Linked DNA regions of Homo sapiens: regions 1 and 2 are each linked to region 3. Evidence: chromatin contacts called from ENCODE Hi-C or POLR2A ChIA-PET data. All regions are on one chromosome and are shown on one strand. The core of a region is the stretch at or near the end of the contact, and the rest is flanking DNA. Distances in the headings are between cores, read along the strand shown. Region 1 overlaps ARHGAP26 (Rho GTPase activating protein 26). Region 2 overlaps LOC105378209 (a long non-coding RNA gene). Region 3 overlaps NR3C1 (nuclear receptor subfamily 3 group C member 1).

Evidence for each region. A loop is a pair of places that touch in the nucleus more often than their neighbours do. ChIA-PET counts read pairs that join two places held with the same protein, here RNA polymerase II (POLR2A). Pooled maps may share reads with other maps.
Region 1: a loop to region 3 is called in a map with no recorded cell type, with 2.0 times the contacts of the local background. The contact joins two enhancer-like sites. A Hi-C loop is called at or near these places in 1 of 168 maps with a recorded cell type or tissue (naive thymus-derived CD4-positive, alpha-beta T cell), 5 of 37 single-sample maps with no recorded cell type and 10 of 50 pooled maps. POLR2A ChIA-PET finds 5 or more read pairs at or near these places in 2 of 52 experiments (T-cell and activated naive CD8-positive, alpha-beta T cell).
Region 2: a loop to region 3 is called in a pooled map, with 2.3 times the contacts of the local background. The contact joins two enhancer-like sites. A Hi-C loop is called at or near these places in 1 of 37 single-sample maps with no recorded cell type and 9 of 50 pooled maps. POLR2A ChIA-PET finds 5 or more read pairs at or near these places in 1 of 52 experiments (A549).

Annotation. Positions count from the first base shown.
Region 1 is chr5:143,176,137-143,178,836 of GRCh38, reverse strand. All of the region lies in intron 20 of ARHGAP26 (Rho GTPase activating protein 26), which reads right to left. Among named protein-coding and RNA genes, the nearest start is that of ARHGAP26-IT1, 15 kb to the left of the region's middle. Within about 2 kb of position 1,421, at least 8 of the 41 ENCODE cell types and tissues checked have a DNase peak (open chromatin) inside an H3K27ac peak, as active enhancers do.
Region 2 is chr5:143,594,093-143,596,792 of GRCh38, reverse strand. The region is part of intron 3 of LOC105378209 (a long non-coding RNA gene); the gene reads right to left. Among named protein-coding and RNA genes, the nearest start is that of MIR5197, 84 kb to the left of the region's middle. RefSeq lists a cis regulatory region at 395-408 and enhancers at 330-474, 295-589, 353-1,552. Within about 2 kb of position 1,317, at least 9 of the 41 ENCODE cell types and tissues checked have a DNase peak (open chromatin) inside an H3K27ac peak, as active enhancers do.
Region 3 is chr5:143,354,632-143,357,331 of GRCh38, reverse strand. All of the region lies in intron 2 of NR3C1 (nuclear receptor subfamily 3 group C member 1), which reads left to right. Among named protein-coding and RNA genes, the nearest start is that of NR3C1, 48 kb to the left of the region's middle. Within about 2 kb of position 1,416, at least 19 of the 41 ENCODE cell types and tissues checked have a DNase peak (open chromatin) inside an H3K27ac peak, as active enhancers do.

The DNA.
Region 1 (2,700 bases), core at 172-2,671, 180 kb after region 3:
GAGTCAGATGATTTCTAGGTCAACCACTTACAAGCTGGGTGACCTTGTACAAGTTAGATGACTTTCCTGAACCTCAGTTTCCCACTTGAAAAACGAAGTATGAACAGCCTCCCTCCTGGGGCAATCGTGAGGAAATGTGAAGCTCTCAGCTCAGTGTCTGGCACCAAGGGAGCCCCCATGGGCAGCAGCAGCTGTTGTTAAGTACAACGACAGAAATGAGCACCAGCTATTGTAGTAGCGCTGAATAGTGGCACCTAAGCCAGTCAAGGGGCAGGGCAGCAGGGAAGGCTCCCTGGAGGAGGACTCAGTGGATCCTAAAAGAAACAGCAGATGTTAGCAAGTGTAGGTAGGGGAAGCAAATCCCATGTGGAAGGAACTGCAGTCTCCCATCTTTCTATGTTTCTTGCAAAGTTGTCACCCTCATACAATGAACACAATGCTCCTTCTTCTGGGTACTGATTCAACAGAAAGAGCACTGAACTTTGAATCCAAAGGTCCAGGCTTGAACAGGAGCTTACAGGTTAAGACTGCCACACAGGCTGGGCACGGTGGCTCACGCCTGTAATCTCAGCACTTTGGGAGGCTGAGGTGGGCAGATCACTTGAGGTCAGGAGTTTGAGACCAGCCTGGCCAACATAGTGAAATCCCATCTCTACTGAAAATACAAAAATTAGCCGGGCATGGTGGCATGCACCTATAATCCCAGCTACTTGGGAGGCTGAGGCAGGAGAATCATTTGAGCCTGGGAAGCGGAGGTTGTAGTGAACAGAGATTACACCACTGCACTCCAGCCCAGGTGACAGAGTGAGATGCTGTCTCAAAAAAAAAAAAAAAAAAAAAAAAAAAAAAGGACTGCCACACAGACTTGAACAGGCCACTTATGCCCTCTGAGCCTCAGTGTCCCTCATTTAGAAAATGTAGGAGATAGTAGTTGCCCTGCACTCATCATGCTTTCCATCCGTATTTATCACACACCTGGAAAGAGCACCCTCAAGTGCTGGGGAAACAATAGTGAACAAGAAACAGGTGTGGGCCTGACCTACGTTACAGCTTAGAGCAGGAATCAGAGAAGAAAATGGGCAACTATAGTACAGTATGCCAAGTGCTATGATTTGGGTTAGTGCCAAAATCAAATGAAACACTCTGCAAACTGTTTCAAGTGGCTCTGAAAACTGAAAAGCACTATAAATATATTTTGTAGTATTATTGTTATTCCTGACAGCAGTGCCAGCCAGATCCTAAGCCTATCAGAAATTTTTCCCAACTTCTGGTCTGCCGACAGCACCTTGTCTCCAAGGCAGCTATGGGTGAGCATGCATATCAAATACATGTACGTGTCTGCTACTGACGTGCCAGCTCTGCCAGGTTTTCTGTGGTCTGGTAATCAACCATGACTGAGCGTCTTGGCATTCGATGAGTCCTGTTTTCACTGGGGAGCATTATGCTTGGTGATCTCACATACATTTCACGGATCCAAATCCTACAGGCTCGTGATGCAGCCTGAGAAGCTGATTCCTTCATTTGACAAGCACTATGTAGCAAACAAAAGCCAAACACTATTCTGAGAGGCCAACTAGATGGTCCTTGGTCCACAGATGATCAACTTAGTGAAAAAGACACTTGGGAAACTAATATGATGAAGTGTTATCATTTATTCTAGATTGTATATAGTGAGTGATCATATAACTTATCACCCAAACCAGCACATTGAAGCAGAAAGGCGCAATTAAATTTATACCAGGGCAACAGAACTAACAGGCAAATGAAGAGGTATGGTCCCTACATATAATATAAAGGTCAAATGGCTTGTTCAAAGTAATGACAGATGAGTGCCAGAGCCAAAGCACATTGATATTGTAGCCTAATTAGATGTCACTCACAGCTTTGCTTTCCACAGAACTAGTTATATACTTTACATGGCTCCTTGCAATACGTAATTCTCTTTGCAAATTAGATCCTAAAGGCATTTACGGATTCTGAGATTATGAGCTGAAAATTGCATAACGATGAAAATCAGACACCCGAGTCTCTTTTATGGTGGAAATTTTCATTATAGTATTGAAATTTAAGTTTCAATGCCAAATGTAGACCTCTGCCTAATGGTCTGCTACTTAGGTTTACGTTAAGCCCTTAACTAAAGTAATTCCTTCCGCAGGCTCCAAAATGAACTGTCTTTCCAAGTGCTTTTTAACATCAAAATTTAAAAGCTGTCTCTAAGCTACCCTGGGGCGAAGGTAAATTAATTTCTCATTTTTAGGCTGGCTCTTTACATTCAGTGGTGAAAGGACTTCTATGTCAATGCATATGAGCATGGAGGTGGTGCTCCCAGGAAGAAGAACCAGAGGAGGGACACAAAAACTCTCGAAAACAAACATGCCATGGTGCTTGGGAGTCACTATTCTGCCCAAAGGGTTCGCCTGCCAAGCCTGCAGGTAAATTCCCATAAGAAACTTACTTTCAAAGTAGAGTCCCACTGGATTAATTCCTACCATCTAAGAAGTGAACGTCAGTTCATAAATATAAAAGCAGAAGTGGCTGGCAAGTCTCTTATGCAGTCTGCTGAGCAGCAGATGGCTCACTACACAGGCATCATGACTTTTCATTTTTAAGGAACAAATGCTTGGCTAATCTCTGGCTAAGAGAAGACATAAATCTCATAAAGACAATTCTGTTTCATTGTCACGTGTCATATTTCATTTA
Region 2 (2,700 bases), core at 68-2,567, 240 kb before region 3:
TAAAACAAAACCATGTACAAGCCTATCCATATTCTTTCAGTTTCATTGTGGCTGGATACTATGTTGCCTTGAATTTTACCTGTTACTTGCCCAGCTTCTGGATTTCCAGTATCAGAACATTAGAGGTTCATATTTTCCATACAAAAATAGAAAAAGTCATAATGGCGTGAAAGTCCCTGGGAGATTCACCCTTTCTTCTAGTGTGGTGTCTCAGCAAGTTCCCAGGCATATCACAGGATGGGAAGGATGGGGAAATACTCACCTAGGGCACTTACAAGGAGATAAGAATGGGAGGGCAGAGGGAGTTGGTCACCACGCTTGAACAAAGGGAGAAAAATATGTACACCTCTCATGAGTCATCAGTGAAAGTATCCAGCATGCTCAGGGGGCCTCCTGAACTTTGAAACTTGGATTTAATCCAGACATGAAATATGGAAAGTCACTCTTTATGCAATGCTTTCATCACCACCTCCGTTTTGCCTCTCTTTCATCTCAGTTAAGAGATACAAGACAGGTTCTTGTAATGACTGCCTGTGATTGCCATGCTAACAAAACTATTTACATGGAAATTAGGAATCCCATGTAGAATTCCAGAATCAAAGGTCCTGTGGATATGGTAATCAAGAAAATGTCTTTATATCCACATTATTGTGCCCATATGGTTATGATGCCATCTGGGTGCTAATTCTAATGCTATTCTTTCATGAGATGTTTAATAGTGCTCAATATTATTGACTGTTTAGTAGGCAGTAGAATTAGAGTTCCAATTATATGAGGTCATAGCACTGGCTACATGAGTGACCAGAAAGATGACTTACAGGGATTCCAGAAAACACACACACACACACACACACACACACACACACGCGTACACATGCACGTACACATACATGTATGCACTCATCAGGTAACTCTTTAAAAATTACTTAAATTCCTGATGAAGAGGCTACCACTTCTAAACTAATAAATGTCATGTGGACAGATATCTCCTTAGTAGCTGGGCTCATGCCATCCCTGCCCAGAAAAGGGGGCTAGAATCCCACAGAAAAAGCAGAAGATTATGCCCTCTTAGGAACTATAGTCCATCCTCCCAAGGTTTTTTTCCCCTTTAAGCAAATCCTCCTCACAAAAGAAAGATATGTTTATTTGTATTTTCAGTTAAGTTGACTATTTATTCACATTTCCTGCTGATGAGTCATTTATGCAGTTTACTGAAAAAAATAAATTGGTCACTAAAGCACTGCAAAATTAGGGTTCAAAGACGCAAAACTGACGTAAGCATCAAATAGGTACAGGTTAAGAATTTAATCAGCAAATAGATCAGTCAGCACGCTAGGACAGTACTCACACAAAGACTGGGTTTTGTTTAATTCTTTTCCAAGGGATCAGCACAGCCAGCCTGTCTGGAGCACCTCTGTTGGTTTTGCTCATCAGATACTTGTAAACAGAGCAAACACAGATATTTGATCAAGAAACCAAACCCCACATGCCTGGAATCAAGTGTGAGAAAATATCTTGGGCTTACTCCCATGATGCCTGTGTAAAAGTCGCACCGTTTGTCTGTAAATAAAAGGCCTGAGTTTAGCAGAAGATCATAGGAAAATGCAGCAAATGCACCATGTTTACAATGTGCAAAGGCAGAGAGAAGCATCAGTTCTCAGCATGAGATTGTTGGTTATGCCTGTGGGGGAGCAGATGGGAGATCACTATTGATCTCTAAAGTAGCTGGGTCAGCCAGACATGTTGGCTCATGCCTGTAATCCCAATAATTCAGGAGGCCAAGGTGAGAGGACTGCTTGATCCCAGGAGTTCAAGATTACAGTCAGCTGTGATTGCACCACTGCACTCCAGCCTGGGCAACAAAGCGAAATGTGGTCTTTTTTAAAATAAACAAATAAAATGTAAAAGTGGCTGGGCCTGTGCTCCATATACAGACTCATTTGCCCTCTTCTCAAGAACTCATCTGCTTTTAAAACTGGAGGATGATTGTTATTTTTATTTCTTCTTCTGGATACATTTTTAACCAACGTTAGAAAAATCAACCAGAGAGACAAATATCCATATACATACAGTAGCTTCACTAAAATATCTAGGATGGTCGAAACTGTCACCAAGGAGCCTTAGAAATGGATATTAATAACATGTACTTACCATGTGCTAGGCACCACATATATTACCTGTGTTAATTAATCCTCAGAACCATGGAAGAGTTACCATTATTATTCTCAACTCATGGATGAAGAAAATGAGACATAGCTTTGCCAACATTCACAGCAAATAAAGGGTGGCCCATCTTGACTCCAAGTTCAAGGTCTTAGCCACTACTTTGCTGACGCCCATTGAAGATGAATCAAGCACACCTGCACCATATCCAGCTGGTTGTATTATATCCAGTCCTTCTTATTTTGCAAAGAACCAATTCTCCAAATTAAAAGTCTCTTAATATCACCCTAAATCTACAATCCATAAAACACACCTTTGATTTGTCATATACATTTTCTTTAATGAACAAAGACAAAACTTTGAAATTTTGTTCAATTGTTTGAAACAATGACCTCCACATGTTGCCTAACCTAACAGATGAAGTGAAACAATCATTTTATAGCTCCAGTTCTTTATCTGCTATTACAGCCTCCAGCGTTTAACAAACTGTCACAATGTAAATCCCACAAGGTTCTCTAGAGCTCACACAGTTCTGTG
Region 3 (2,700 bases), core at 167-2,666:
GTTAAAATTTAAAGAGAAAGTGGAAGCTAGAAATTTATCTAAAAAATGTAACTTTCCCTGTAATTATTAAAGTATCAATCTAAATTTGAATTTTCTTTGTGCATAATCTTTTTTCAAGCTATTTACCATGTTGACAAACTTGCTTTCCTGTGGCAAATACACTAGCAATACGTTATAAATATGTAACTTTCAACCTATTTACAGTTGATGCTTTTTTAGCCCTTTGGATTTAAAATACAAGCACTGAAGAGGTGAGGAAGTACCACTGCTGCCTCAGCATTATTTCGAAATTCTGTTTATAAACTATACAATTTCCAAGGTCATGAATCCAGCACCTTTCCAGGTACTAACTATTGGGACAAAGATAGAATTTGATTTTATTTATTTACCTATTGACTGAAGTCTAACTTAAATCTTGCACCTAGTAAGATCTTAGAAATAACGTGTGTACTCTGACCTGTAAACTAATCCTAGTATTCTGTGTGTATATTCTTTCTCATTTGGGCTCTTAAAAGGAAAAGTAACGTACATCTGATGATCATTAGCACTGAGCTTTTTCAGCAAAAAGTATATGTTTATAAAGAAGTATAGGATAATTTAGTAATTTAATAATGTGACAACATTTGCGTGTGTTTTTTTTTTTGAGAAATACAAATTGTGAGAAACAGAAAAGTAAAAGAAGCAGCAGCAGAAATATCACTATAGGATCAAAAGATTGCAGGAACCAAAACTCCAAAATTATTGGGCATAATGTACTAAAAACAGGGCAGTGGAGGAAAGGGACAGTCCAGACTAGCTCTGAGGGTCCAAAGAAAGTATTAAATATTGTTACTGGAGTGATTTGCTCTGCTATTTGGGCTTGGGAATTAAGTGAAATTGTTGATATACTAGACAGATACTTCCCACCCATTTTTCTCTTGATAATCAGGGTTCATTTTTTCTATTTTCTATTTCTCTGGATGCTCCATTTCTTAATATTAATATTAATATTAAGCTCTCAGTCTTTATGCTAAAAATTGGTTATTTAAAACAATTTAAATCAACTTCAGTCTAATTGGCTTAAGTTCAAATCCATTTTAAGATCGATATTGTGTCCTTTAAAAATTTTATTTAAAAGATATTTAAACTGATGAGAGGATACTACCCATTCCACTGATAAACTATTACTGTAAGTTTGTCTATTGAGGGCTAGTTATTTGGTTTAAAAATGCTGAGATTATGGAAAGTGGATTGGAATATTTTGGAGCAATATTAAAAACAGTATCTGTAACAATTTAATAAACTTATAAATTCCTCTTTCTCTGTTGATCTATCTTGAAAAGACACTCTATGTCTCTAGGCATTCCTTCTCTGTGGTGTGATTGGTAGACAGGGAGTAAACAACTTACTGTAAATGGGCACCATGCCAGTTGGCTTCAGGCAGCATCAAGCTTGTGACTCACAGTCAGGGTTAGGAAAATGCCTTTTAACTTGTTTGTCTCTGCCTCTTTTAAACATTAAAGGCACAACTGTACTAATTATTAAGTATTTCATAAGGTCTTTTAGGGCTTATAAGATCTTTTAGGAATGGCCTGGAAGTTATTAGTACTGTTTCATTGAATCTGAATACCTTTAACATGATAATGAGAAGTTTTTAAAGGGTGGTTTTATAGTTAAACGGAATTTCTCAAATTGGCTTGCTCCTTATGTTGATTTATTTAGGATCACATTTGGGAGTTTCTCTGCCCTACTTTCAATGTATTTAATTTACTGACCATCACTATTTGGGGGGAAAATGTTATATGATATTTAGAAACCAAGAGTTTTGGAGTTTTTCCCCCATTAGATGTATTTATTTATTTATTTATTATTTTTTAAAGACAGGGTCTTGCTCTGTCACCCAGGCTGGAGCACAGTGGCATGATCCTAGCTCACTGTATTCTTGAACTCCTGGGCTCAGACTGTCCTCCCACCTCAGCCCAAGTGGCTAAGTATCAAGTAAGAATCACCTGGCAAATTCCAAGGCTGTATACCAGATTTCCTAAATTAGAATTTTGGGGTTGGGTATCTGAATTTTAGTAAAGCCCTCCAAATGTTTCTGGTATTGCTTCTAAGAACAATTGATAACATAATAGCTGTGGCCATTATAGGGGTATTCTGTCATATTTAGATATAAGCATACCTTGTTTTATTGTACTTCCCAAATATTGCGTGTTTATTTTGTTTTGTTTCACTTACAAATTGAAGGTTTGTGGCAACCCTATATTAAGCGAGTCTGTCAGTGCCATTTTTCCAACAGCTTGTGCTCATTTTGTGTCTCTGTGTCACATTTTGGTAATTCTCTCAATATATCAAACTTTTTCATCATTTTTGTATCTGTTACGACCAGTGATCAGTGATCTTTGATTTTTTCTTTTTTTTTTTTTTTTTGAGACGGACTTTTGCTCTGTCACCCAGGCTGGAGTGCAGTGGTTCAATCTTGGCTCACAGCAACCTCTGCCTCCCAGGTTCAAGCAATCCTCCTGCCTCAGCCTCCCCAGTAGCCGGGCCTACAGGCGTGTGCCACCACGCCTGGCTAATTTTTGTATTTTTAGTAGAGATGGGGATTCCCCATGTTGGCCAGGCTGGTCTCGAACTCCTGACCTCAGGTGATCCGCTCACCTTGGCCTCCCAAAGTGCTGGGATTACCGTGCCAGCCTGATGTTACTATTTTAATTGTTT